6 separate regions of the Homo sapiens genome follow, and regions 2, 3, 4, 5 and 6 are each linked to region 1. Evidence: chromatin loops called from intact Hi-C (ENCODE). Cell type or tissue: OCI-LY7. All regions are shown on one strand. Each heading gives the region's core, and the rest is flanking DNA. Links, peaks and the distances in the headings are about the cores only.

The links. A loop is a pair of places that touch in the nucleus more often than their neighbours do. Peaks named below come from ENCODE experiments on the same cell type or tissue, not always from the same donor. Only the 100,000 strongest peaks of a DNase experiment are listed, where the experiment ranks them.
Region 2: a loop joins it to region 1, with 2.1 times the contacts of the local background. A loop is called at or near these places in 9 of 110 quality-filtered maps.
Region 3: it touches region 1 in a loop (5-fold over the local background); 2 of 110 quality-filtered maps call a loop at or near these places.
Region 4: it touches region 1 in a loop (5-fold over the local background); 7 of 110 quality-filtered maps call a loop at or near these places.
Region 5: a loop joins it to region 1, with 5 times the contacts of the local background. A loop is called at or near these places in 10 of 110 quality-filtered maps.
Region 6: a loop joins it to region 1, with 4 times the contacts of the local background. A loop is called at or near these places in 2 of 110 quality-filtered maps.

Annotation. Positions count from the first base shown.
Region 1 is chr2:25,565,088-25,569,906 of GRCh38, forward strand. All of the region lies in intron 8 of DTNB (dystrobrevin beta), which reads right to left. Among named protein-coding and RNA genes, the nearest start is that of DTNB, 110 kb to the right of the region's middle. In OCI-LY7, for the core only: CTCF peaks have their summits at 1,227 (motif pointing right), 1,429 and 2,514 (motif pointing left); DNase peaks (open chromatin) are centred at 1,244, 1,814 and 2,534; H3K4me3 peaks cover 1,240 bases; H3K27ac peaks cover 2,018 bases.
Region 2 is chr2:25,374,697-25,379,515 of GRCh38, forward strand. It overlaps DTNB (dystrobrevin beta), which reads right to left. Exons shown (of 21, transcript NM_021907.5): 20 at 4,594-4,627; 21 at 2,547-2,857. The coding sequence ends at 4,623. Among named protein-coding and RNA genes, the nearest start is that of DNMT3A, 35 kb to the left of the region's middle. RefSeq lists a silencer at 1,946-2,435 and an enhancer at 2,526-2,575. In OCI-LY7, for the core only: CTCF peaks have their summits at 2,205 (motif pointing left) and 2,408; DNase peaks (open chromatin) are centred at 2,325 and 2,859; H3K4me3 peaks cover 1,162 bases; H3K27ac peaks cover 1,370 bases.
Region 3 is chr2:25,417,902-25,422,720 of GRCh38, forward strand. DTNB (dystrobrevin beta) reads right to left here. Exons shown (of 21, transcript NM_021907.5): 16 at 1,614-1,634. It overlaps DTNB-AS1 (DTNB antisense RNA 1), which reads left to right and starts at 3,192. Exons shown (of 3, transcript NR_183382.1): 1 at 3,192-3,322. RefSeq lists a silencer at 1-17 and an enhancer at 1,445-2,124. In OCI-LY7, for the core only: CTCF peaks have their summits at 2,277 and 2,479; DNase peaks (open chromatin) are centred at 1,110, 1,400, 1,890, 3,100 and 1 weaker place; H3K4me3 peaks cover 3,943 bases; H3K27ac peaks cover 4,000 bases.
Region 4 is chr2:25,308,008-25,312,007 of GRCh38, forward strand. The region is part of intron 2 of DNMT3A (DNA methyltransferase 3 alpha); the gene reads right to left. Among named protein-coding and RNA genes, the nearest start is that of MIR1301, 19 kb to the right of the region's middle. RefSeq lists enhancers at 441-942, 943-1,442 and a silencer at 633-794. In OCI-LY7, for the core only: a CTCF peak has its summit at 1,547 (motif pointing right); a DNase peak (open chromatin) is centred at 1,554.
Region 5 is chr2:25,340,212-25,345,030 of GRCh38, forward strand. DNMT3A (DNA methyltransferase 3 alpha) reads right to left here and starts at 1,714. Exons shown (of 23, transcript NM_022552.5): 1 at 1,615-1,714. RefSeq lists silencers at 437-556, 837-1,076, 1,177-1,346, 1,637-1,846, 1,907-2,386 and an enhancer at 2,507-2,626. In OCI-LY7, for the core only: CTCF peaks have their summits at 2,363 and 2,569; DNase peaks (open chromatin) are centred at 950, 1,320, 1,720 and 2,360; H3K4me3 peaks cover 1,293 bases.
Region 6 is chr2:25,208,257-25,213,075 of GRCh38, forward strand. It overlaps LINC01381 (long intergenic non-protein coding RNA 1381), which reads left to right. Exons shown (of 2, transcript NR_132378.1): 2 at 718-946. Among named protein-coding and RNA genes, the nearest start is that of LINC01381, 6.4 kb to the left of the region's middle. In OCI-LY7, for the core only: no CTCF peak of the experiment used is centred there; a DNase peak (open chromatin) is centred at 2,185; H3K4me3 peaks cover 565 bases.

The DNA of each region.
Region 1 (4,819 bases), core at 319-4,318:
GCATTTTGCTTGCTTTCTTGCTTAAGTACCCTGGCTAGGACCTTCAGTACAATGTTGAATAAAAATGGCAGGAGTGGATATCCTTGTCTTTTTCCTGGTTTTAGGGGAAAAGCTTTCAGTCTTTCACTATTAAGTATGATGTTAACTGTGGGTTTTTCTTTCTTAAGAGACAGGGTCTCACTCTGTCACCCAGGCTGGAGTGCCAGTGATGCAATCATAACTTACTGCAGCCTCAACCTCCCAGGCTCAAGTGATCCTCCCACCTCAGCCTCCTGAGTAGGCAGGACTACAAGTGTACACCACCAAGCCCAGCTATTTTTTTTTCATTATTGTTATTATTTTGGTAGAGATAGCGTTTCACTATGTTGCTCAGGCTGGTCTCGAATTCCTGGCTTCAAGTGATTCTCCCTCCTGAGTCTCTCGAAGGGATTAAAGGTGTGAGCCACTCTGACTGACCACTGTGGGTTTTTCATAGATGTCCTTTTTCAGGTTGAGAAAGTTCTCTTCTATTCCCAGTTTATTGCATTTTTTTTTTATCGTGACAGAATTTTGGGTTTTGTCAAATTCCTTTTTCATATTTATTGAGATGATCTTATTTTTCATCCTTTAGTCTGTTAACAAGGTATATTATACTGATTTTTGCATGCAAACCAACTTTTGCATTTCAGGGGTAATTCTCACTTGCTCATGTTGTATAGTCCTTTGTATGTTCTTCCAAATTTGGTTTGCTAATATTACTTTTTTTAAAAAAACTAAGAGATTCAAGACGTAATAGTCTAGAAGTAGCTAATTGGAAAACAGGTAGAAAAATAATCAGGGTGACTAGTGTAGGCAGAATTCTGTTTACCTTCAGCGAACCCTGTCCTTGTATGATCTCTTCCCCTTTGAGTGTGGGTGGAAGCTATAAATATGATAAGCTATCATTCCTTCGATTACATTATGTTATAAGGCAAAAGGGAGATTACACTGGGTGGGCCTGGTCTAATCACATGAACCCCGTAAAAGCCATATTTCTCTGGCTGGTTGCAGGAAAGAAAATCAGAGAGATGCATTCTAGCTGGCCGAGAAGAAAGCAAATGTTCGTGTTGCAAACTGCCTATGGGGGGCCACATGAAAAGAAACTGTAGGCAGCCTCTGGGAGCTGAGACTCATCCTCAGCTGGCCGCCAGCAGGAAAATGGGGACCTCAGCACCACAGGTGCAACTAAACAAATTGTGCGAACAGGGAGCCAGCAGGAGGCCCTCTAAGCCCTAGGTGATAACTACAGCCTCAACTGACACTTCGATTTCAGCTCAGTGACACCTGGAGTAGACAGCCTGGACTTCTGACTTACAAAAACGGAGACAATAAGTTTCCACTATTTTAAGCAGTTAAATTTGTAGTAATTTTTTAATGCAAAAACAAAGTTAAAACAGTAAGCACAAGTCCTGGTTTGTCCAAGATAATCACAGTTTATGCATGTTGTCCCTGCATAATTAATAGTGTCTCCTTTCACACTCAAGTGGGTCTGGTTTTGATGATAAATTACATGGTCACCCTAATAGTCAATCCCTAATAGTCAACAGTCACCCTAATAGTCAATCCCTAATAGTCGATAGTCAATTGACCCTAATAGTCAATGCATGGGATGTGAGAGAATAAATAACCACCTGAAAGGGTTGCAGGGAAGTGGCGTTCTTCCAGGACAGCCAAATTTCAATGGAGACAGGGGGTGGAAGAAATGTGCAGAGAAGCAGTTGAAAGTGAAGGCAGCTTGCTGGCCAAGGACCAGCGGTGCTAAAGGGAAGTGAGCTGTGGAGGACTGACTTATGAGAAAGCTGGGCTGAGGCAGGAAGTACAGACCATGATAAAATGCTGGTGTCACCCAAGACAAGAGGTCAGACAGCTTAAACAAGGACACTGACTGATAGAAGCAGAGACAGGGGGCATGGCAGACCCAGCCTCAGCAGTTTCTTTGAGAAGAGGTGGCCATTGGGTTAAAGGACTTGATTTTGTATATTCTGTTTTTAATTTCTCCATGTGTATGTCTTAGCTCTTGCTTGCCACAAGTGGGGATATTGTCTTATAAGTTAAAAAAAAATTGTCTAGTTTTGTACTTTGCACAAAGTTAATTGTTTAATTATGACACGTGGCTATTTAAAACTGGTCAGGAGCATGCTCAGTAAGCACACCTTTTTCCCATGAATACATATTATCTTTCATAATTCAAGAGATGTGAGGAGAGGGACACCAGTCACATGGAAATTGAACACTGCTTCTGACCAAGATAAGTCAACAATCTCAATTGATCCAGGTCTGTCACGAGAAAATTTGCTCTGACTCCCTGAATGGCTTACTTTTGCTATCACTAATGCCCAAACAACTATGCTGCACATATATAAGCTGTCCATCAACATTTTTTTAAGTAAAGCAATATTTATTTAACAGAGATTGTTAAAGAAATCCAAAATACTTCCTCATTTATAGAAGATTTTGAAGAACACAATAAGTAACTTTGTTCAGAGGTGGACTCTGCCATCTGCTGGGAAGAAAGGTGAAATTTCCATACTATCAACCAGTCAGTTACATAACTACCCTCCATGAAGGCCCTCTACTAACTGTATCTGTGGTACAGGCGTATTTTGTATCAATGGACATACAGAGTGAGAGACTTCCTGCCAAGGAGTAACTAGATGGGAATCAGATCTATCTTGGTAAAGTGAAACCAAGGAAGCAGAGATCTGAATGGAAGGCAGAGAAGGAGGCATATTTGCTATGAGCCTTCCTTGCATATCAAGAAAGGCTGAATGAAGGCTGGGCGCGGTGGCTGACGCCTGTAATCCCAGCACTTTGGGAGGCCACGGTGGGCAGATCATGAGGTCAAGAGATCGAGACCATCCTGGCCAACATGGTGAAACCGCATCTCTACTAAAAACACAAAAATTAGCTGGCATGGTGGTACGCGCCTGTAGTCCCAGCTACTTGGGAGGCTGAAGCAGGAGAATCGCTTGAACCTGGGAAGTAGAGGTTGCAGTGAGCCAAGATCACGCCACTGCACTCCAGCCTGGCGACACAGGGAGACTCCGTCTCAAAAAAAAAAAAAAGAGGAAAAGAAAAGAAAGGTTGAAGAGTTTCAGTTGGGAAAAATGAAAAAGGTCTGGAGATGGATGCTGGTGATGGCCGCACAACAATGTGAATGTCCTTAATGCCACTGAACTATACACTTAAAAATGGTTAAGATGGTAAATGTTATATTACATATATTTTACCACACAATTAATAGGAGCTTGGGAGGGAGGGAAGGAAGTACGCAGGCATGGAGGGAGTTTGGTTTAAAGTGAATCAGAAAAGCACGTATGCCCAGATCAAGGAAAAGGAAGGTTAAGGCTAAAGACCATTTAATAGTGATTTAAAAAAAAACACACACAATTATATACCCAAAATACTTTACTTAAAAAAAACTAACCTATTTAAATATGGTAATAAAAATCCTAGTAAATATTATAGTTAGTTGTTTTAATAAAGTCTTCCTTCAAAAAGTATAATTTAGTAGGAAAACATAATAATCACTATGGTTAAATTAACCACTTATGTGGGAACCCTTGTTCTGATTACAAGGCTTTATCCCATGTGGGACAGAGTGTAATTTCCAAACAGATACTGGGTAGAAGATCACTGCGACAATGTCTCCACCACACAGGCACCTTTGCAATGTGACCCTCCCACAACCATCACCGGCACCATGAGTGGAGTCCCGTTCTCCTCCCCTTCATTCTGGGCTGGCCTCAGTGACTCTTCACATAAGGCAGAACGCAGCAGAAGTGAGGCTGCACTCCTCCCACCGCCTGGGGTGAAAGGCCTGTGCCTCGGCCATGCTCTCCTGGACAACTGCTGTCTGGATGCCTCCTCTAGGGATGCTGTCTCTTAAGACACAGCGGCCAAGAGGTGAGAAGCACAAGCCACATTAAGAGAACACACATAGGTGGCCCCAGTGTCTGTTCCAGCAGATCCCGGCCTTCCCCATCCCAGGGCATTCAGACACAGGAGGGAAGAACCCTCCAGTCACTCAAGCCACATCCTCCAACCCTGGTATTTCAGTCACCCCAGCGAAGGCCCCAGATGGCATGGAGCAGAAAAAAGCCAACCCTCTACCCCATCCAAATCTGCAGGTGTAATCAAATGATTGGTGTTTAATGTCACTAACTTTTGCTGCTTATTATGCAGCAAGAGTCACTGGAACACCACAGTACTGATGGCAAGGTTACTCAAATATTTATCAAGCGTCTCAAAGAAGAAGACTGATATAACCTTGCATGTTTGAATACAAAAATTAATATTTAGTTACTGTCCACTCTCTTATTTCCAGGTAGAGGGACTCTCTGACCCTCACTCACTCCTCTCCTAATCAGACTGGTTGGTTTTAGAGAAGGAAATGAACATGCCTAGATCAACCCCTTCCTCTCCCTTTTTTCTTGGGATCTGCACACTCCGCAGAGAGCACGAATTCTCCTCTCCACCCAGATCCATAAATGTTCAGGATCTGCTCCCTGCTGGAAATGCCAGCAGTTGGGTGGGGGTATATTTGATTCGGGGGCTACTGGCAAGTCCACAGTTTCCCCACAATTAAAACTACTTTCTCAAACAGACTGCCATTTGCCTAACTCCTGGCTGTCATCTTGTGGGGAGGAAAAGTGAAGTGCAACTAATGAGTCTTCTAAAATTCCAATAGGAACTACTATTAGAAATGGTGGCCGGGCGTGGTGGCTCAGACTGTAATCCCAGCACTTTGGAAGGCCGAGGCGGGCAGATCACCTGAGGTCAGGAGTTTGAGACCAGCCTG
Region 2 (4,819 bases), core at 458-4,457, 190 kb before region 1:
CCTGGGATCTGCTACTTTAACTGGGGAGACCTGTAAGTAACATCGAATTACTAGGTTCTCTAGTAATCATTTTCCCTCTGAAAAGAATTCAATGCCCATAGGAGATGGAGCTTCCGGTAGCCTGAAGCAGCCCATCTGGGCCTGGATGTTGTTTCGTGTGGAAGATGGTATTTGCATCCTGGGGAAAGCATCTTGGTGTCCAGGCTCTGGCTGTGGGGGTTAGGTGCCTGCAACACCCCCTCTCCCCTGTCATCCCTCCTGAGCCAGGCAGGCCTTCAGCACTCCCTACCACTGAGACTATAGACTGAGAAGTAACTCCCTGTCGCTGGGCCTCCATGATGTCGGTCTTCTGTACCTTACAGGCCTTGCCTCAGTGCTGCCCACCTTCATGTCTGGGAGAGTCTTCATTGATTGCTGGGGACCAAAACCAACTTAGACTAGGGATCCCAGTTCCAGCACCCATGCCCAGGGCCCTTTCTTCCTTTAAAATAGACGGCTGACTCTGGCCCTTCTTCACTGATGGGCGATGGCTTCCTGCACTGCTTTGTTTTCTTCTTCATCCAAGTGTTGTCCTGTGAATCTCAGAGTGTGGTCTTTGGACCAACGGCACCACCGTCACCTGTGAGCTTGTTGACTGCAAATTCTCTGGTTCTACCCAAGACCTGCTGAATCCGAGACTCTGGAGGCATGGCCATGCTATCTGTATTTTAACAAGCACTCCAGGGGATTCACGGGCATGCTTAAGTCTGAGAACCACTGGTGCAGTATATTACCTAGGAGCCCTGAGTAGGACACTTCATTTAGTTTTCTGATCCACACAAGGAGAACCCGTCCGGGCGCATGAGGCTTGCGGGTACAGAGTGTGTCTTCCCAAGGAAGGCAGGCTACCTACCTCCCACGTGTCCGGCATGTAACCCATCAGCTGACTCCTGACAGTGCAGAGGCCAGAGGCCAGACTGGGAATCCACCGAATGCCTCTTCATGAGCTCTTTTCTCCCAGAAGGTGCAGCAGGAATTCAGATGGCTGTAGGCATTGCCATAGCAACTGCACCCCTCCGAAGCGCTTATGGGCTGCAGGAGCACAGTAAGCAGCCCGAAGAGGAGCACGTCTGCCAGTGGTTGAAGCCTCACCAGCAGATGAGAGGGGCTGCGAAGGGAAGAGGAAGCTCAGGGTGGCTGGGACTTATGGACAAGAACTCGGTGGAGCTGTTGCTTCCTCAAGACCCACGATGCATTTGGTAGCCCTCCCGGGGTCCTCCAGCACTGCAAAACAGCGCCAGCCCAGGCTGTGGTGCTGCACGGCAGCCTGGCTCACCCAGGAGTCAGTGATGCTGCAGTTTCTCAAAAAACCGTCTACCTAGGTTAAATTAGCCTGCTCAGTGGTCACAGAGCAATTAAGATGGAAGTGCCCATCTTCCTTCCGTGATGACCACCTGTGTTCCTCGCCAGGATTGAGGAAAGGGACCCAGTTCCAAAGGTCTGACAGGCATGTGGGTCCTAAAGCAGACGCCAACAGTCATGAGGGAGCTCGGGGCTTAGGTAATGGCGGGTTTTCTAGCTCTACGAGAAATCAACCTCAGCAAGAACGGGTATCACCAGAGTGCACCCGGTACCTGAGTGCTGGCCTCAGAGCTGAAAACACAGAGAGTCAGCAGGGGCTTGGGCAGAGAAGAGGGCCCCACGCCCTTGGAAACAGGGAGCTCTGCTTGCCTGAAGAGCCAGAGAGGGGCCACGGTGAGCGCAACTCCGTGGAAAGCTCGTGGGGACACAGTGCCAACCAATGGGAAGATGAGCTATGGGGGAGAAGAGACAGAGAGGAAAGGACGGAAGGTGTGAACACCCACCCCTTCTATTTTACCCTGACTGGGCCTTGGCAGGCTTGCCTGGGACTCCATCCGTGTGCGGCCAGGAGTTGATCCCACCGTCTCTGCACAGACCTCCTCAAAGCCAAGGGCAGGGGTCTGCAGAGGTGGGTGAGGGATGCTGGGGAGCCAGCTGTGGGGCTTCTCGCTTCATTACAGTCACTGCCCTTTATAAATATTTATAGCAGTTCTTCTGCTAAAAATAACATCCTGGAGCCCAGGGAGGAGGAAAAAATAAATGAAAATCACCGGGAACGGGACTTGATCACGTGTGCCCGAGCCCAATCGACCCCTAAGGCGAGAGGCTGCGAGCAGCGCCCCCGGCGGCGCGCCCCCTGGCGGCCACGGAGTCCGCGGCGCAGAGACCCTCCCGCCCTCTCCGAGGAGGCTCAGCCCGGCTGCGGCGCGCGGCTGGGTCTCCGCCCCTCCCTCCCGGGCTGCAGGCGGCGGCATCACACGGGGCGGGCGGAAGCCTAACCAGTGTGAGACTATTTTTAGCACCGTGGCCAGGGTGTGAATGTCTACAGAGCCGAGCAAGGCCTGACGCTTTCTTTGCACGCTGGAAGAAACCTGTTGGTTTTTAAAGGTCAAAGATAAGGAAACTTGTGCCCCCACGTTCAGGAGCACCCCACGTGCTGGCCAGACGCCAGGAAGTGTTTCATCAGGTCACAAACACACAAGAGCTTGGTGCTTTTTCTTTTCTCTTTTCAACCTCCAGGTGAATTCCTGATGCGGAGATGAGACCATGCCCTGAGGGGAGTGATGAAGGTGCTAGTACATGCAGGGCTGTGCAGGGGGAGGCCCACTAGCTGTGCCACGCAGCCCCTCCCCGCTTCCCACCGGCTCTGGCTCCCCTCTCCCTGGCGGGTGGAGTGACGTCTGGCAGCCTGCAAGCCTGGTCCAGGTGTGCGGTGGAAAGATGGAGAGGAATGTGCCTCTGGGGGAAGACCTTGCCTTCGCCATGTCGGCGCCAGCTTGCTCCTCGTCCTCTGTGCCTGCGCAAGACACACTCACCGTTAGTCACGGGCACTGTTGAGGGTTCAGGACAAAAGCTGCTAACATCTACTGTGAACAGGAGGCCCTGCAGGGAGGGGCTGCTAGGATGCTGGGCGCCTTTCAAGCGTTGGGCTGAAGGGTGGTACCTAGGGTCCTCTGCCATCATTCCTAAGGGTCAGGAAGTGTTTCCGTGGAAGAAAGAATTGGGTTCACAATGCAAGGTTTGAATGGGGTGATTTCTTGGGGAGAATTGTGGCCCAGGAGAAGGGCAGGGAGGACTGAGGTGTGCCGATGAATACTAAGAGGAAAGGGAGGAAGCCTCAGCCCCCGGCCAGCAGAGCGCAGGCCTGGGCATCCATGAATCCGCGGCACCCAAGTTTTATACTCTTAGTTTAACTCTCGGCTGTTGGTGTTTCTCATCACCCCTGATGTGGGTCAGAGAGCGCAGGATTAGGAGGCAGAAGACCCGGCTCCAATTCTGCTTCTGGCATGGAGCTTCTGGTGTGGGGCATTGGTTTCCTCCATGTGCAACAAGGCGGTGGGGGCACATGGCTCTGCCACGTTCCCTTGCACCCCAGTTCCTTCTGCCCCGGGGAGAGAGGGGCTCTGGCAGGCTCCTGCAGGGCGAGTCAGTTCCTGATTTCCCTCCTCGGCTGCCACGGCCTAGGCTTGCTTGGGAAAGGGCCTTGCCTGAATGTGCACAGTGAGTTTAGGGAGAAGCCTCTCTCCAAGCCCCTGGGGCGCTGTGATTTCCAGGGCAGCGAGAGAATGTGCGTGGCCCAGGTGCTGCCCTCTCCTCAGCTCGCACAATCCAGAGTCAGCGCAGGCCGAGGCTGCAGGGGCCCCGGGGGAGCGGGCAGAGGCCTTCAATGGCCTGGCGCGGTTGGGCAGAGAGGGCCAGAGGCTATTCCAGGATGACACGACTTGGGAGGGTCTGAAAAAACCCCTTTTCTGGATTGTGCAGCTAGGGCCCTGACTTCTTTATTCGAGGAAGATGCCTAATTTTTAAATATAAGAGGTGGGGGGGTGGGAGGAGGGGAGGGAAGACAAGATTTTAAAATGGAGAAGTCTGATATCTTGGTGCTGGGACTAGAAAGAATTAAGGTGTTGAGCTGGAAAATGGGAATGACTAATTCCTAAAGGCAATGAGCATCTGCCACTGGAGCAGTCCGTACTTTTCTGCATTGCTTCTTCAGGAAGTGAGAAGGTGCAGCTTGGCCGGGCACCATGGGAAGCGGCTTGGTCAGCCCTGTAGTCAGTGTGATCCTGCATGAATCACATGTCTGTGGGTCAGGGACTGTGATTCGGTGCAGTGCTGGGTGACAGAATCCAGGGACGCACTGGCTGTGGTTTGGATCCCAGGAAGGAAGTGGGCAGTGGCTGTGGGAAAGGAGCATGGGAGGCAGTGCTCCCCAGGGAGGTGGCCTTGCTCAGCACACCCTGTTTCAGCCAGCAGTGTCGGGTCTGCCAATGCCATCCCAACACAGAGGACACCAGGCCATGCCCAAGGACCAGGCCTGCAGACAGTGCTGTGCAAGACAGGACACAGCCTAGAAACAGGGCAAGGAGGGCACATGGCTGGGGTGGGCAAAGGGAAGGGACAGTTGGGCTCTTGCATCTTCACCTGTTAGGACTGCCCTGGCTAGGGACCTGTGACTGCAGGAAGGGAGGGGAAGGGAAGATGCTGAGGAAGGAGGGAGGGGCCGTGGGGAGGCAGAGGACTCTTTGTACTCACCTGAGCTTCCTCTGTGTCCGGCTCCTCTGCTAACCTGTGGCAGCATGGGCAGAAACAACACACTGAGGTCACGGCCAGGTCTTCTCATGCCCCAGACTATCTCAAAGGGGCTTCCCTGACCAACCCACCCCAGGGGCTTCCTTGCTTCTCCCGTTACTCGTTTGTTGACTTTTCCCACCCAGGTATGACAGCAGGGTAGAGTCATACTTTCTACTACTGTAGCCAA
Region 3 (4,819 bases), core at 365-4,364, 150 kb before region 1:
AAACTGGAGGATTAGACTTCCCAGCCCCCTTGAGGTGAAGTGTGGTCATGTGATTTGCTCTGGCCAATGAAATGGAGAGGAAGTGATGCGTGTCACTTCCTGGAAGAAGCATGTAATGGCTGGGCTTGATTTGCATCCTGTTCAGCTTTGCCCATGTAAGTGTACCTACTGATGCAGAAACGCCAGAGATGGAAGCAATAAACTCTGTGTGAATAAAGAAAAAAGCAAAACCAAACCTAGGAAAAACCAAAACAAGTGCACTTTGGTTCCACGAAAGCCATCAGATTTCTGGGTTGTCGGCCACTCTTGATGCCATGTGCCATCTTCTTTCCCCCTGACAGTCTGTCTCCTCCGTACCCTCTTCTCACCTCCTCCCCTCACTACTGATCTCTTCTTTCCTTTCCTCTCGCCTTTACTCTATGGTCCCATTGCTCTCCTAGCTAGAAATTATAAGTATAATGTTTTATATTCCTAACCTAAAACATGTATACATTTGTGTTTTTTAAAAAAATGGGTAGGCTGGGCGTGGTGGCTCACGCCTGTAATCCCAGCACTTTGGGAGGCTGAGGCAGGCGGATCATGAGGTCAGGAGTTCGAGACCAGCCTGGCCAATATGGTGAAACCCTGTCTCTACTAAAAATACAAAAATTAGCTGGGTGTGGTGGTGCGTGACTGTAGTCCCAGCTACTCAGGAGGCTGAGGCAGGAGAATTACTTGAACTTGGGAGGCGGAGGTTGCAGTGAGCCGAGATCATGCCACTGTACTCTGGCCTGGGAGACAGAGCGAGACACCGTCTCAAAAAAAAAAAAAAGGCAAATTTTAAAAATTAAACGTTTTGTATTTATCTCCCAAAGGATAAAAAAGCTCCAAGGTAAACGAAAACTCAGCTTCAGCTTAAAAAATGTATGCTTTGAAATCTTACTATGTTATATAAACATATGGTGCTAATATTGTAGATAAGCCTGCAATTGACTTTCTTGTGTGGGTCAGTGGCTATCAGGATAAACAGAAACAAACATAAACCTCCCCCAAACACCATGCAATAGCCACACAGCTCAGAAAAACCCGAGCTCCGTCTGGAGTAGGTTCTGAACAGGAAATCATTGCAAGTGGAGTCAGTGTCTCAGTCGTCGTCAGTAATTTTGTTAAGGAGGCTGGCACAGCCCCAGCATCCAGAAGCCTAGTCGAGACTGCAGGACATCTATAGTTAGCAAAAGAAGTCCTCATTTTCATGCACATTCATTCATGACATGAGGTCACCCCAGCACCCTGAAAGTTGTTTCAAGCAATTAAAATCACTCCAGACACACAACAACAGAGAATGAAAGAGCAGGAAAATGCAATGGTAGCCTGGCTAATCATGCACACTTCAATGCGCACAACAGATGGGTACTTACAAGCTCTGGTTTTAAGTAAGAACATGCTCTACTGGGTAAACATGCCTTGAACTTTTAGGCCATTTTACAACACCATGGGGAGAACCGCTGGGGGTTTTACACATAAAACCCTCTTCAGAGATGATGTGCGGGGAGAAGAGGAGAAACATTTATATGAGGAAAGGAAGAACGTGCAAAGGAGCGAGAGTCCGGCGGGAAATTCCGAAGTTCACTTACTGCCTGCTTTTGCTCTTCCTCCTGGAGTGTTGAAGATGAAAAAAAAAGGCAGAGGAAAAAAGGAGAGAAATTAATGCCCATTAATGCCCATCACCACAAACATTGGTCAGAAATGATAGAAAAATCAGGCAAACCAGGCCAGGCCCACAGGTGCTGAGATCAAAGGCCCCATCCCCCACAGGAGCATCAGAGGACGAAGCAAGCAGCAGGCCTCGGCCCGGTGAGTGATTCAATGCTAACTCCTAGAGCTAGAAGGAAAGAACCTTAGAAACCACCTCGCCAACATTCTTACTATAGATCAAACAGGCCTAGAGGGCCTGACCTGCCTAAGGTTCACATAGCTATTTAGGGGAATCTGAAAGAGGAAGTGCAACCATGACTTGAAATTGTAATAATAATTCTATATTCATCATTCACGATATTCACATGTGTTTAGGTACATTTATCGAGGCAAGTGGTTTTTGATGCATGGAACACAGACCAGCAGCATCGGCATCACCTGGGAACTTGTCAGAGATGTAAACTTTGTGCCTCACCCTATCCCCACCAAACCGAAGCTCTAGGGGTGGGCCACAGCAATGCGTTCAATCTTGTCTCTGATTCTGGTGCATACAAGTCTGAGACCCACTGCCCTCATCACTTCCCAACTAGCAATTCTGCCCACTACAGGTTCTTTTCTTATTTGGTCCCCTCTCCACACTAAACATGTTGGAACTGTATCCCCGTCTACTTGCTTTCAGGCACAGTCTTTTTTTTTTTTTTTTTTTTTTTTTTCAGTGAGTCCCATACATACACAACTTCCCCCAGTAAACTGGAAACTGTTTGGAGACCCTGAAAGGTCATTCAAAAAAGAATTCTTGACCTCAGTTTTTCATTAATTCAATACAGGTTTATTTAGTCCTCTTATGCAGAAAGCACTGGAAACAAAGAAATGGTCTCTGTCATCTAAATCAATCTATCTATCTATCTATCTATCTATCTATCTATCTATCTATCTATCTATCTATCTGTCTGTCTATCGACAGAGTTTCGCTCTTGTTGCCCAGGATGGAGTGCAATGGTGCGATATGGGCTCACTGCAACCTCCACCTCTGGAGTAGCTGGGATTACAGGCATGTGTCACCATGCCCGGCTAATTTTGTATTTTTAGTAGAGATGGGGTTTCACCATGTTGGTCAGGCTGGTCTCTAACTCCTGACCTCAGGTGATCCGCCTACCTTGGCCTCCCAAAGTGTTGGGATTACAGGTGTGAGCCACTGCACCTGGCCGGTCTCTGTCTTTTAGAACCTTATGGTGATGGAACACAGAGCAGGCACTTGCTGGCTATTAGCTGACTGCCCAAATGAATGCACTATCAGACACTGCAGGAAAAAGGATAAAGAGAACACTTTCAAGTTTCTCTTTCTTCAGTTCTTTGCTACTCATCTACTCTGTCTTTTAATGGGCCTCTTCCACTTCCTCCTTCTGTGCCTCACCATGGGTCACTGTGGTCAGGGAGACTCAGCTCTTTGGCCTAGTATGTAAATCTAAAAGCTGTGCAATGGTTCTATTTAAATTGGAACAATTCATGCAGCCAGTCTTTACTGAACATGTACGTGCCTAGGAAGTCTCAGGAATGGGTAAGTGCTCCTGCTCCCACACAGTCTACAGACCTGGGTGCAATGGTGAGAAAGACCTCAGTAAAGCAAAGGAATTACGAAAGGGAGAGGGTGAGTAAACACTTGGAGAACATAATTTTTATTACTGCAAGGGACAGACAGGGACTAGAAATAAATGGGCACCGAGAAATCTCTTAAGGAGACTCCCAACTCAGCATGGGAAGGTGCTCTTCACAATCAAAGCCAGATGCTGGATGCCTGACCAAAGCCAAACTCACAGGAGCCTAGGCACAGAGCGCTGAACACTGGCTCTGGCAGCGGGAAGGAATTAGAGCGCTTCTGCTTTTGCACCTGCTTTGCAGTTAGGAAGCAAGCTCTCTTCCTTGCCAGACTTCCCTTTGGGGCAGGACACTTTTCTTATATTCTTGAGGCAAGGCAAACAGTCATAGGACAGTTATTAAACAATTATAAAATGTGTTTTCATTGCTGGCACTGTGTTGAAGTGGAAAGTGCGATGGTTGGGGAGGGATGGGGCAATCCTAACAGGCTGAAATTGTATCCGAGGTCAAAAGACCAGTATGTAATTTCTTAGAACTGTTTCTAAGACATCTCCCTACTTCCACAGTTTTCTCCAGGTTTGGTATTAAAGAGAACACTGCTGTGGCTCAACAGAATAGGGAAATTCAGAAAGCAATGTTTCATACTTGGACATCTGGTGATTGCAATTTAAGTTTGTCAGAAGAGAAACCGTAATTTGCAGTAGATATATCAGGTTAGGCTGGGGACAGTGGGCAGGGCAGCGCTTCCAGGACTTACAGGCCTTCCATGTGGCCTGGTACTGGGGAGAGAATGGACTTTGGCAAAGTGTTATTTAGGATAGTGTTGTATAATTTAAACTCACAAAACTTATTCAGATAAAGCCCTTAAGGCTCTGTCAACACAGTAAACAGGTCAGATCCCAGGTCTGAGAACCTCTGTGTTATCAACTAGTCAGGTGGGGTCACTAAATATTGACTGATGACAAGGGATAGAGCCAACGTGATTTAAAAGGGGGTAATACCTTAATTATAAAGTGTAAACTTAGAACTGCTTATGTCACCTAAAAACATGTGAGTCTCTTCCACATGAATGAGGTCTGGCAAGGTGGCCAAAGCAATGACATAGCCACTGTAGTCATTTACATAAAAATTTACACTCAAACTAGATAAGCATTTGCAAATGAGGTTGAAATTCAAAACTGCAGAATTCATCTGGTAAATGTAAATGAGTTTCCTTTTCTCTTCTTTTTTTTTTTTTTTTTTTTTTTTTTTTGAGATGGAGTCTCACTGTGTCGCCCAGGCTGGAGTGCAATGGCGCGATCTCGGCTCAGTGTGACCTCCGCCTCCTGGGTTCAAGTGATTCCCCTGCCTCAGCCTCCTGAGTACCTGGGATTATAGGCATGCACCACCACATCTGGCTAATTTTTGTATTTTTAGTAGAGGTGGGATTTCACCATATTGGCCAGGCTGGTCTTGACCTCAGGTGATCCACCTGCCTCGGCCTCCCAAAGTGTTGGGATTATAGGCATGAGCCACCACGCCTGGCCTGGTAAAATGAGTTTCAAAAGCA
Region 4 (4,000 bases), core at 1-4,000, 260 kb before region 1:
GTGACTGATGACCCAAAGAGAGACAACATTCCCTTCACGTGCTAGGCTCTCAGTGGACTCTAAGCCCACACTCTGTCCCCACCCATGGTTTCCTACTCTTCTCCCACGCCCCTGCAATTCATGGGGCGGCAGTGGGTGTAAACCACAAAGGTGTAGGTAGGTAGGTAGGTAGGCAGGTAGGTGGGTGGGTGGATGGGTAGGTAGATATCCAAAATAAATTATAAAGCTAACTTAACATATGCTATGTCCTGGTGTTAACCACTTGCACACACCATCTCGTCTGAACCTCTCAAGCCAACTAGGAGCTGTTTTCCTGCTCACAGCCATGTTTCCAAGTCACGTGACAGAGTCCAGCTTCAACACAGGCCCTTCTGCAGGGGCCAAACAACCCCCATCCAAGACTGTACTGACCAAGATTAACTACATTTGACATGTAATAATGTCCAATTTAAGAGAATTTTAGAGAAACCGAAGCCCAAAATGTAGGTCCTGCTCAGCTCAGGGATGGGCACTGTTTACATCACAAACCTGCTAAGCACGCCCAACCCTCTCCTAACTCCCCCGAGATCAGAGTGAGCGCGCCATTATCGCTGGCTGGGTCTCTGAAGAGGTGAGGGTGCAGCGGCTTTTCTATAGCTATTTAAACATACTAAGAAGGATGCTCTTTGAAATGACCTTACCGCAACCACTGTCAAGCAAAGAGCCAGCCCTAAGTGACCATGTGGGGGCATCTGAGTGCAAGAAAGGCAGAACATGCCCAGGAGCAGGTGACAGACCGCGGGCAGCAAGAATGACTGCCACTGGAACTGGCAGGGACCCCACCCAAGGATGGAGGCCCTTGTACTTGCAGACCAGAGTGGAGAGAGCCCACGAGAAATCAGTGGCTGCCAGGCCTCTGGGCCAGACTTTGATGGGGAGGGGAAAGGAGGAACCGCAGCCCCAATGCTGCCCACAGATGCATACACACACACACACACACACACACACACACACGCACGCACATGTGCAAACACATAAGTGCTGTGTTTCCCCAGCACAAAGATGCACCCCAGCTGCAGCTTCTACTACAGGCAGGAGAAGGCTTGATCAGAGGAGCTGCCCAGCAGGCCTCACCCACCCCTGGGGGGCAGGCATGGCTTACCCACCTCGATGTCTTCCTACCCCTCTACTAGGCCCTCCAAGCACGGTCACTCAGTTCATCCAACAGCCTTGCGGAGCCCTGCTACATGCTAACTACCTGGAAAGGTACCTATGTCTGAAGAAAGGGAGGGAGGAAGAGAAGAAAAGAGGAGCTGTATGTCCAGGGAGGGAGAGGCAGGGAAGGAAGGAGGGCAGGAGGCAGGAAGAAATGGTAAGAAGCTGCATGTCTGCAGCAGTGCCTCCATCTGGTGTGTGTGCCTGTACACGCAGGTGGTGTGTGCAGTTCTTGCTGGAGATGAAGTGCCCCCAACTTCTCCCCAAGGGCAAGAGCGCCATTATGCAGTGAAAGGCTTTCTCCTGCAGCAAAAGTCCAGGGGAGGACTACGAATTCTCATCACATCACCACCGGGGGGCACTGTTCACTCCATCCCCCTTCACGCAGGAGACAGCCTAAGGAGCGCAGAAGCCAGCCTCATTCCAGCCTCAGCACTAGCACTTAACAAGCTGTGTGACTCTAGGCAAGTGACTTAACCTCTCTGAGCTTCAGTTTAGCCCTTAATAAGATAGAATGATGAAAATAATAGTGTCTACCTTATGCGGCAATTGTAAGAATTAAATAAGATAGGCCCGGCGTGGTGGCTCACGCCTGTAATCCCAGCACTTTGAGAGGCCGAGGCGGGTGGATCATGAGGTCAGGAGATCGAGACCATGCTGGCTAACATGGTGAAACCCCGTCTCTACTAAAAAAAAAAATACAAAAAATTAGCTGGGCATGGCGGGCGCCTGTAGTCCCAGCTACTCAGGAGGCTGAGGCAGGAGAATGGCGTGAACCCGGGAGGCAGAGCTTGCAGTGAAACAAGATCACGCCACTGCACTCCAGCCTGGGCAACAGAGCAAGACTCCGTCTCAAACAAAAAAAGAATGGAATAAGATAATGCATGCACATAGCACCCGGCAGTCGGCGTTCAATGCATCTTAGCCATTGTGTTTCTGAGGCCAGAGGAAAGGGGACAGAACTGAGAACAGGGGCCTGGCCTGGGGCTGTGGACTCCCCTCTGATTCATATTTGGGGATCTGAGGTGGCCCTTGGACTGTTCTTGGTCCCCTGTCCTGCTCCCTCTGCCCCCCACCCTCTGCTCCATACTCCCCTCTAAGCTCTCAGCCTCCCCACTGCTTGCCTCCCCACCCACCCTCCATGAGGCCAGCCCCCTCCCTCTGCTGCGGCAACATTTACCAGCTGACTCGCCCTGACCACAGCCCCAGAGCTCGGCCTGCCTCCTCCCCATCTCCCCAAGCAGCCCTGCTCTGCCCACCATATGGATGGCGGGTAGGGCAGGCGGCAGGTGCCAGGGGGACACACACAGGCCACTCTGTACACTCCCAGCCACAGCATGGCTGCCTCAGCCCAGCACCCACAGCTCTGCACTCCGCCTCCCTGATCCTGGGCTCCGGGATTATTCTCCTGTGGGAGGGTCTTGGCTACTCTCATTTTTCTTTCCGTTCTATCCGTAAAATATTTCCCAAGCACCCACTCTGTGCTATTCCAGGTCCGGGGGATTCACATGGAAGAAAAGGGCCGTGACCCTGCGCTCCAGGCTAGCAGTGGGCAGAAGTTATCTACACCAATAGTTCTCAACATCTGTGCGCAACAGTATCCCCTGGAGGGATGGTTAAAGGTGCCCGGCTGGGTCCCATCCCCCGAGTTCTGGCTCAGCAGGTCTGGAATGGGGCCTGAGCTTTGCCTTCCCAGGTGATGCTGAAGTTGCTCATTTGGGGATCCCACTTTGAGAACCACTGGTCCCCTGCAAACTATAATACAAGGCCAACTACAGCCTGGGCTTTGAGGCTTTGACCAGGGAGGAGAAGAGATTAGGGAAAGGGCCCATGCGGCAGAGGGAGCAGCATAAACAAAGACCTGGAGACTCCAGGAAGTATGGGAGTGGGGCTGGAGTGAAAGGTGCATGGAGGCGGGGCTGGGGGCGGGGGCGGGGAGGGGGGGCGGCGGTGGGCAGAGGCTAGAGGGCCACATGGGGCCAGGCAGTGGAAGGGCCATTGGTTGGCCACACCCCTTCCATCTGGCTTGCCAAACAGTTCCTTTGTGCACAGTGCCCCTGGCACCTGTGCCAGGCTCCCTGGGCTGCAGACCAAGCCTGTGTCTTCCCCTCTGCAGCTACCAGCACCCCTGCCGCAGGCCTGGCTTTCATGGGCTGCTGTGGTGGCTGTCAGTGTCTCTCCCCACCCTCCCTGGGCGGCTCCCTGGAGGTGCTGGAGCCAGCCCAGAGGTGCCGGGGAAGTGTGCCAGGTGAGCCAGCATGCGTGGTGTAGGTGTGGGCGGCTGGGGAGGAGGCCTGGCTATGGCCCAGCCCTTATCTATCCAGATCACTGCCATCTTTTGGCATGACCCCTCCTGCTGGGGTGTGAGTGTGCACTCTATCAGCACCGGGATCTAGGGCTGGGTGTGTGTTTGTTGCCGCTTGAGCCAGAGCAGTTACTATGGGTAGATAATAATAGCAATCGTAATCCCTCATAATTGGACCAGACTTTGCTGTCTGCAGGTCACTTCCATGCCCATGACCTTATCTGACTTCCACAACCACCCTTTAAAACAGGCAAGGCTGGAGTCACTATCCCCATTTTCCAGCTGAGCAAACACAAGCCCAGATGGCCTGAAGTCACATCTCCAGTAAGTGGCATACTCAGGACTAGGACCTGGGATTTCTGACTCCTGGTCCAGCGTTGCTTCTCAGTCCTGAGCTATTATAATGCAGATCCTGACCTGCTCCCGTCCATTGGTGGTGGCCTGGGGCTCCGCAGCCCAGAGCAGCAGCAGCGGCGTGGGAGTACAGTCCAGTAACAGGAG
Region 5 (4,819 bases), core at 340-4,339, 220 kb before region 1:
AGGGGGCTCCCCTCAGGAGCCGGGGGAGGCAGCCCCTGGGAACCAGAGGGCACTGCTCCCCGCCCAGGGCGCCAACACCTCCTCAACTGGCCGTGCAGCGGAGAGAGGGTGCCAGGACGGAGGGGATGAGGAGAGGGGGAGAAATGGCAGAGGGGCGCTGGGGTGGGAGAGGGTGCCCCCAAGAAGGGAGGCTTCAGGAAAGCGAAAAGCAGTTTGGCAGCCCCAGGGCCGCGGGCCCCAGCGATGAGGGGCTGGGGGAGGCCAGGGGCGGGCCCTGGACCCGCGCCAGCCCGGTCCGCGCCGAAGGGGAGGGAAGGCAGGGCGGCCTGGGGGAGGGGAACTGGGGTGAGGGCGGGACACGGACAGCCGCCGCCTGCGGCTCCGAAGCTCGAGGTCTCCCGGGGTGCGGGGACGTGGGGCCGAAGACCCCGCTCCGCAGCCGCGGCGAGGCCTCGTCCTTCACTGTGCAGATGCGAAGCTTTCAAGGACACGTCTGCACCGGCCCGGCGGGGTGCGTGTGCGTGAGTGTGTCCGCGTGCGTGGGAGTGTGCGCGGGGGTGCTGGAGGGGCGACCCCGGGCGTACCCCCCCTGCGCCGCTCCCGGTCCCGGCCCCGCTACTTCCACCCCCGCGTTTTCCGGCCCCCGCGGCCCGGGCCCGGGCCCGGGATCCTCGCCCGCCCCCGCCCCGCCCCCACATTGCGGCGCCGCCACCGCGGCCGCCCGGGCACCCACGGCCCGCGGTGGGGACAGGGAGGAGCCGGGCACGACCACCCCTCTCCGTGCCGCCGGCACTCCGGGGGAAGGTGTGCCCCCAAGGCGGGCGCTCTCCCCGGCCCCGCCGCCCCTCCCGGCCCCGCCGGCGCCCCGCACCCCCAGCCACAGGTGGCCGGAGGAGGATCGCGGCGCGGCGCTCCCCGGCCCGGCCCCGCCATCACCCCTCGGCCCGCCCCCGGGGGCCTCCCGGGTCCCCCGCCCCGCGGGGCCGAGGAGGGCCGGGCGCCGGGGGGAGGGGCGGGGGGCCGGGTCGTGCCAGGCTGCCATTTTCTGCCGCCGCCGCGGAGCCTGCGCGGGGCCCGGCCCCCGCCCCCTCCCCCGCTCCCCCGGGCCGCCGCGGGGGCCGATCCTTCTGGGTCGGGGTCCGCGCCCTCCGGCGCCCTGGCCGCGGGCTCCAGGCGGGGCCGCGGGGCTGGGGCAGAGCCCGGAAGGCGGGGGCGGCCCGGCCGGGGCCCCTGCGGCAGCGGCGAGCCGGGCACCGCGGCGCAGGCCGGCGGTGGAGGGGCCCCCCGCGGCATTGTATAGACTTGAACTTGAGCCCGGAGCCGGGCGGGGGCGGGGAGGGGGGTCCGCGCCGGGAGCGGGCGGGACGGGAGGGGGCGCCTGCCGAGCCCGCGGGGACATAAACAAACCCTCAAATCCCCCGCGCCGCCCCGGCCAGCCCGGCCCGCCGTCCCCGCCTGCAGTCCCGGCCCCACGGGCGCCCGGCGCCGAGTTGCAGGGGTCCGGGAGCGTGCCCCGAGCCGGGCACTGCCAGCCGCGGCGCCCCCCGCCCGGCTCCCCGGCTCCCCGCCGCCTCCGGGCCGGCCTTCCGGGCCGCCAGCAGCGGCGCTCATTACCGTATGGCCGGTGGGGTCGGGCCGGCCCGGCTGCGCGCCCTGGTGCCGCGGCGCCGCGTCCCGGCTCGTCCTCTGCTCTCGCCGCCGCCGCCGCCCGCGCGCCCTCCCTCCCTCCCGGCCCGCCTGCCTGCCTCGCTCGCTCGCTCCCTCCCTCCGCTCGCTGTCGCGCTCCCTCTCTCCGCCTCCTCCGCCGGGTCCCCCCCTCCCACCCCTTCTCTCCGCCTTCCTCCTTCCCTCCCTCCGGCCGCCCGCGGGCCCAGGCCTCCGCCCGCCGCTCGCCCCCCGCGGCCGCGCTGGCCCCGGCCCCGGCGCTGCGGAGCCGGCCCGGGAGGCAGCGCCGACTGGGGGGCCCCGGGGCGCCGCGGCGGGAGCGGCCTGGGCGCGCGGCCGGTCCTAGCGCCCTCGGCGCGACTTCCCGGCCTCTGCGGCCCCGCCGGGGTCCCCGCACGCCGCTTGGCGGAGGTCTGGACCCCGCACCGCCCAGACCGGGGGCCGGGCCCCGGGCGCCCCGCCTCGGCCGCGCTCCCGGCCACTCAGAGCCCCTCGAGTCGTAGCCGAGCTCCGGGCCTCGCCGCAGCCCTCCCCACGCTGGGCGCCCCGCTACCTGGCGCTGCTTCTGCGCTGGGTCCCCGCATCCAGCACTGGCCGCAGGGACAGCGGCCCCTCCTCTCCCCGGGCCGGTGTCAAGTGCCTCCCCCCGCAGCCCGCGGAGCCCCCGGCGGCCTTCGCCCTGCAGTTCTCCCGACCTCCGCCAGAGCCCACTGCGCTCTGCCTGCCTCAGCACTGGGGCTGGGGACAGCAGCGCTGGCCCAACCGCGCCGCAACCCCCAGCCAGGTGCCGCCGCGGAGTAGAGGCCACTCTGCTCTACAGGGCCAAGGTCGGAGCGCCAGGCTCCTCCTGGCCGTCCCGCAGGCTCCAAAGCCTCTCTGAGATGAGCTGCCTTGAAGGGAGTGAGTTCCCCGTACCTTGAGGTGTCCAAGTAGAGTTGGGTGTCCTCAGTTGGGCACTGGAAGACTGAAAGATTTCATGAGGTGGGAGGTTGAATGAAATGACATTGAAGGTCTCTTCCAGCTGGAAGATTCTGTGTGTGCCTACACACCGCCCTCACCCCTTCACCGTGGGGGCTGTTCTCCTTCCCCATGGAGCGCTCAGGGCTCTAGGTTCCTGACTTGGGGCACCTCTGTCTAATTCCACCAGCACAGCCACTCACTATGTGCTCATCTCACTCCTCCAGCAGCCGCTGTAGGACTTGGGGCTGGGCACCCCCCCACCCCCGCCTCCAGCCTCCTTGCGCGCCCCAGCACCCCACCAGCCACCCGCAGCTCTGCACCCCGAATTCTACTCAGCACTTCAGCTATATCACAGTGCCCTGAGCTCCCTGACTGGCACAGGACATGGCGTGCTCCCTTCCCAGGGACCCGCCATCCTACTTGTGGGCAGGGATTGCTGGAGTTGGTGGTGGGACTCACTTCACAGTGAAGCGGATCCTACTTTTCCCTTCTCCCCATGCAGCCCAGCACCCGCCCCCCCAACGCCACCCTTTTAGCGTCACAGAACCGAGTTGCCAAGTTCTCTGGGACCGGGAGCTGACCTTTCATACAGACGGGAAGGTTTTCCTTCGGGAGGTTCTCCAATGCTTCCAGGTCCCTCCGTCTCCCCAACCCCCACCCTGAGCCTCGATATCTGAGACCAGCTTCTAGGCCATAGTTCTGGCCGTTTTCAGTGTCACCCTCACTCAAGTGGCCACCCCGCCCTACTGATGATAGGCCCTGCTGTCCATGGTCCCCACCGGCCCAGAGACTCCCAGTGCTCTGTGAGGACAGGGGCCGCGTCTGTCATCCCTGTAGCCCAGCACTTGGTGCTAGGAGATTCTCAGTAAACCTTGGTGGAATTAACATGTGACCCTCCTGGGCTGTTCGCTTTCTACATCAGGAGGGGCATCCGTGAACACTCTAAATGGCGCACCCAGCTTGGCAAAGGAGAAGACCGTTTATAGAAGGATGACTGAGATACCTCTGCCTTCATCAAGGGCTTACATATAACACGGCCCCAAACAGCAGCGACTGTTTACTGAGTGTCTACTATGTGCCAGGCACCAGACATGGTATTTTCTCTAGTCTTCACTAGCCCTGTGATATGGCTTGTACTCTCCTCACGCTACAGATGAAGAAACTGAGGCTCAGTCTTAGTCAAAGCCATACAGTTGGGAAGTGGCAGAGTCAGGATTCAAAGCCAGGTTCATCCGGCTCTGAAATCACCCCACATCACATCTTTTTTTTTTTTCTTTTATTGAGACACAGTCTCGCTCTGTTGCCCAGACTGGAGTGCAGTGGAGTGATCATGGCTCACTGTAGCCTCGACATTCTGGGCTCAACCAATCCTCCTGCCTCAGCCTTCTGAGTATCTGGGACTATAGATGCACACCACCATGCCTGGCTAATTTATTATTATTATTTGTAGAGATAGGGGCCTCTCTATGTTGATCAGGCTGGTCTTGAACTCCTGGGCTCAGGTGATGCTCCTATCTCAGGCTCCCAAGGTGTTGGGATGACAGGCATGAGCCATCGTGCCCAGCCCACACCACACTTTTGAAACATAGTTGCTCTTAAGAAGCTGAAATTCAGTGGGTGCAGTGGCTCACGCCTGTAACCCCAGCACTTTGGGAGGCCGAGGCGGGAGGATCACTTGAGGTCAGGAGTTCAAGACCAGCCTGGCTAACATGGTGAAACCCCGTCTCTACTTAAAATACAAAATTAGCTGGGTGTCATGGCGCATGCTTGTAAACCCAGTTACTCGGGAGGCTGAGGCAGGAGAATCGCTTGAACCTGGGTGGCGGAAGTTGCAGTGAGCTGATATCGTGCTACTGCACTCCAGCCTGGGTAACACAGCAAGACTTTGTCTCAAAAAAAAAAAAAAAAAAAAAAAGCTGAAATTCTCAGGGCCATGATGAGCAAATGTAAATTTCTATTCAATAGGGCTATTTATGATGACATTATTAGGAGCCACCAAAGTCACTTAGTATGGTAAAGTATGTAACCTTGGATGTATGGGTTGCTGGGGTCAAGAGGTCCAAGGTGACTGTGTTAGGGGGTTTATGTCTGTTAAGAAACAACCGTTTGGCTACAGGGTTGGTTCCAGACCCTGACCTTAATGTCTTTGGTCCCAAGAGGAGGCATATCTGTGCTAGCTAACCCTCATCACTGC
Region 6 (4,819 bases), core at 345-4,344, 360 kb before region 1:
CTCACTTCTGTAGTCTCAGCTATTGGGAGTCTGATGGGGGAGGAGCCTGGGAGATGGAGGCTGCAGTGAGCCGTGATTGCACCACTGCACATCAGCCTGAGCAACAGAGCGGGAACTTGTCTCCAAAAAAATAAATAAATAGTCTGGGGCTCGGTGGCTCACGCCTGTAATCCCAGCACTTTGGGAGGCCGAGGCGGGTGGATCACGAGGTCAGGAGATCGAGACCATCCTGGCTAACATGGTGAAACCCCGTCTCCACTAAAAAAAAATACAAAAAATTAGCCGGGCTTGGTGGCAGGCGCCTGTAGTCCCAGCTACTCGGGAGGCTGAGGCAGGAGAATGGAGTGAACCCAGGAGGTGGAGCTTGCAGTGAGCCGAGATCGCGCCACTGCACTCCAGCCTGGGCGACAGAGCAAGACTCTGTCTCAAAATAAATAAATAAATAAATAAATAAATAAATAAATAAATAAATAAAAATAACAGAGGGAAATGTGGATACCCATAAAAAGGAGAACGCCATACGAGGACGCAGACACAGAGGGAAAGTGGCTGTGACCTTGATTTTGTACTTCTAAGCCTCCGGAACTGTGGGACAATAAGTTTCTGTGTTTTAAGCCACCTGGTTTCTGGTACTTTGTTATAGCAGCCCTAGGAAACTAACACCAACATTTCGATTTCAAAGTGTTCACACGTCTTCTTCTTCTTCTTCTTCTCCAGATATTATCAGCCAAGCTAGAACACAAGGCAGCCCACCAACCCAGCACAGATTTGAACAGGCAGCTGAGGAGAGAGCCTGGGATGCCAGCTCTGAAGTGTTCACCGCTAGAAGTGTTCCCTTGTCAAAGAAAGAAGCCATCCCTTGTCAGTAGATGGTCAGGAGTTCAAGACCAGCCTGGGCAACATGGTGAAACCCCGTCTTTACAAAAAAATACAAACATTAGCCAGGCGTGGTGGCCTGTGCCTGTGGTCCCAGCTGCTTGGGAGGCTGAGGTGGGAGGATCACTTGAGCCTGGGAGGTCGAGGCTGCAGTGCCACAGTGCACTTCTACCATCACTTGTCACGGCTCATTGAACCCATGTGACCCTGATCCAAGCCAGGCAACCACAGTCTCTGTCCCAGAAACTTGGTGTGAAGTCAGAGACAGAGTCAGTTGGTGCCAGTATAAGGACTGGAAGGTTATGAAGGCTGGGACATGAGACCTTTGGGGTCAGCCATGAGGGTGCCAGCTGGAAATCAGTGACCGAGGGCAAGGGAAGGAACCCGATCAACAGAAGGGCAGAGGCAGGGCATACACAGTCCCTGATGGAAGGATAGACAGAGAGAGCAGCCACCTGGGAAACCCTGCTTACGCTGATGCCCATCCTGCCTCCTACAACTGAATTCCATGAAATGCTGTCATGGTTATTCTAAGTCCCCCTTGACTTCAGCAGCTTTAGTGGGCTTCTGGGCCTTGCAGCCAAACCAGCTGCCAGGCATCCAGCCCAAAGTAGGTCCTCAAAGTATCCTGCCCATCTGCCTTTTAGGGCTGGGATTCCTTACTTTTGCCCAGGAAAGGCATCTTGGGGTGACATCTGGGAAGCAAGGATCACTCAGAAAAGAGGGAAGGAGCTGGGGCTGGGATTCCAACAATTTCACTGTGGCAGCATGTATGGTCCAGCCCTATGGCGCCTTGTTGGTTTTCTCTTCATGTGCGGAGACGAGAGATTGTAGAAAAATAAGACACAAGACTAAGAGAGAGTATGACAGACAGCTGGGCCCAGGGGGCCACTACCACCAATGTGCAGAGTCCGGTAGTGGCCCCGTATGTCTGGATGCACTGCTATTTATTGTATACAAGGCAAGGGGGCAGGATAAGGAGAGTGAGTCATGTCAAGTGATTGATAAGGTCAAGCAAGTCACGTGTCCACCGGACAGGGGGCCCCTTCCCTTTGTGGTAGCTGAAGCAGAGGGAGGACATCATGCATCAGCCTTTTTTCTATGTGCTTATCAGAGATCAAAGACTTTAATACTTTCACTATTTCTGCTACTGCTATCTTCTAAGGACTTAAGAGGGGAACCAGGTATATAGGCAGAACATGAAAGTGAACGAGTGTGACCACCGAAGCACAGCACCACAGGGAGACGTTTAAGCCTCCGGATGTCTGTGGGTAGACTGGCTGATGTCCAACCTCCCACAAGAGGCTGGTGGAGCAGGTGTTCTCTAACTCTTCCAAGGAAAGGGAAACCCCCTTTCATGGTCCGCTAAGTAACAGGTGCCTTCCCAGGAACACAAGCCCACAAGCGGCCTTTATCCGGGCGTGACAGAGGGCTCACGCTCTTTTTTTTTTTTTTTTTTTTTTGAGACGAAGTCACTCTGTCGTCCAGGCTGGAGTGCAGTGGTGCGATCTCGGCTCACTGCAAGCTCTGCCTCCCGGGTTCATGCCATTCTCCTGCCTCAGCCTCTCGAGTAGCTGGGACTACAGGCGCCCGCCACCATACCCAGCTAATTTTTTGTATTTTTAGTAGAGATGGGGTTTCCCCGTGTTAGCCAGGATGGTCTCGATCTCCTAACCTCGTGATCCGCCTGCCTTGGCCTCCCAAAGTGCTGGGATTACAGGCGTGAGCCACCATGTCCGGCCTGACAGAGGGCTCACACTCTTATCTTCTGGTCACTTCTCACAATGTTCCTTCAGCTCCTGACTGTACTGGCTGGTTATTCCTCGGTTATAATAGTAAAGCACAGATTAATACTAAAACTAATGATTGATAATATCCATATATAATCATCTCTATATCCTATTTCTAGTATAACTTTTCTTATTCTATTTTCTTTATTATACTGGAACAGTTTGTGCCTTCAGTCTCTTGCTTCGGCACCTGGGTGGCTTTCCGCCCACAGCAGCAAGAGTCATTGTTAGTAATAAGTCTTAATACTGTACCATAAGGTTGCAACTTGTTTATTTTTTTGAGACAGAGTCTCACTCTGTCTCCCAGGCTGGAGTGCGGTGGTGCAATCTTGGCTCGCTGCAGCCTCAACCTCCCAGGCTCAAGCGATCCTCCCACCTCAGCCTCCCAAGTAGCTTGGGACCACAGGCACGAGCCACAACACTCAGCTAATTTTTGTACTTTTTGTAGAGACAGGGTTTCACTATGTAGCCTAGGCTGATCTCAAACTCCTGAGCTCAACTGATCCATTTGCCTTGGCCTCCCAAAGTGCTGGGATTACAGGTGTGAGCCACCGCACCTGGCTACATCTCATTTATTGAGTACTCGTTTATATCCTCTAGTGAACACCTAATATACATATCTTAATCCTCACAACAGCCTAGGAAGGAGGCTACTAATTGTGTCAATTTTATTTGCTGAGTCTTTAAAAAGGTTGAGTTGATTATCACAGCTGGTAGAGGGCTAGGATTTAAACTCAATCTGTCTGCATTTTCTGCTTTGCCACACTGCACTCCTGCCATAATTAGGATCCATCTTCCTAGGGTTGATTCCTCCAGCTGCTGTGGCCTAAAAAATGTGAGTTAATTGGTTACAGAGTAGGGATACCATGTTTGTACTCTAATTTTTTCAAGAGCTGAGTGGTCTCAAAGTGGTCTGAGGACAGCCACCAGTAGCACTTTCTGTTGCCCTCTGTTGTTCCAAGTTCATCTCCCTAACTAGACAGCATGCTCTTTGATGGAGGGCCTCTGCTATCTTGACTTTTTTTTTTTTTAGACTGAGTCTCACTCTGTTGCCAGGCTGGAGTGCAGTGACGCGATCTTGGCTCACTGCAACCTCTGCCTCCTGGGTTCAAGCGATTCTCCTGCCTCAGCCTCCCAAGTAGCTGGGACTACAGGTGCGTGCCACGACACCCAGCTAATTTTTGTATTTTTAGTAGAGACGGGGTTTCACCATGTTGGCCAGGATGGTCTCGATCTCTTGACCTCGTGATCCACCCACCTCGGCCTCCCAAAATGCTGGGATTATAGGAGTGAGCCACCGTGCCCGGCCGATTTTTTTTACTTTATCCTGAAAACCATGTGTAACGGCCTCTGGTTGCTATTGTTTTAGTGCTGACCAGCCCCTTTCCATCCCATTTCCTTCTGGAAACAGGCTGCCCTTGGTCCTTCAGCCATAGCCCTCCAGCCTGGGCAATCAGACTACCCAATAATGAGATGGTGCCAGACTGAGCAGGACCAGTCAGAATTCTTCTCTGGAGTTGATAGAAGGCTCTGGGGAAAATTCCACCAAGGCTGTAAGCTAGGAGCATGTGAATTCAGGGATGTCAGGGGGCAAGTTTCCCCCACCTGGAGTCAGACTGTTTACAGAGGAGGCCAAGCAGAGCCAAACAAAAACAAGACAGACTTGAAGAGAGCACGAGAGAGCAAGAGCAAGAGAGGAGAGAGAGACAGTGCGAGAAGAGAGGAGAGAGAATCAAGTATTAGTTCCAGTTCCTAAGGTCTGTTCAATTCTGCGAACAATCCAGGCATCCTTCTGGACTCTCTCAGAGTCCATTTACTTTCTGTTACGCACTTGGTCCCGTAATATGTCACCATGACAAGCACAGTATGATTCGACTGCTGGGGTTCAAGGGGTGGAGGACGAGCTGATCAGAAAGTTTCTGTCATGGTGACAGCAGCCCAATTTCATGCTGGAAATGAAGGCAGCTCCTGCTGCTCCATCCAGCATTTGAGGGGCCCCTCTCTCTGCCCTTTGGATGTAGATAGCCCATTCTACGCAGCCAGACCTTTGCATATGGCCTTCAGCTATACAGAAATCCAGATGGCAGTTCTTGGGACCCTTTTCCTCTCATCAATCCCACCTCAAGCATCTTCCGCCTCGCAGCTCTTAACCC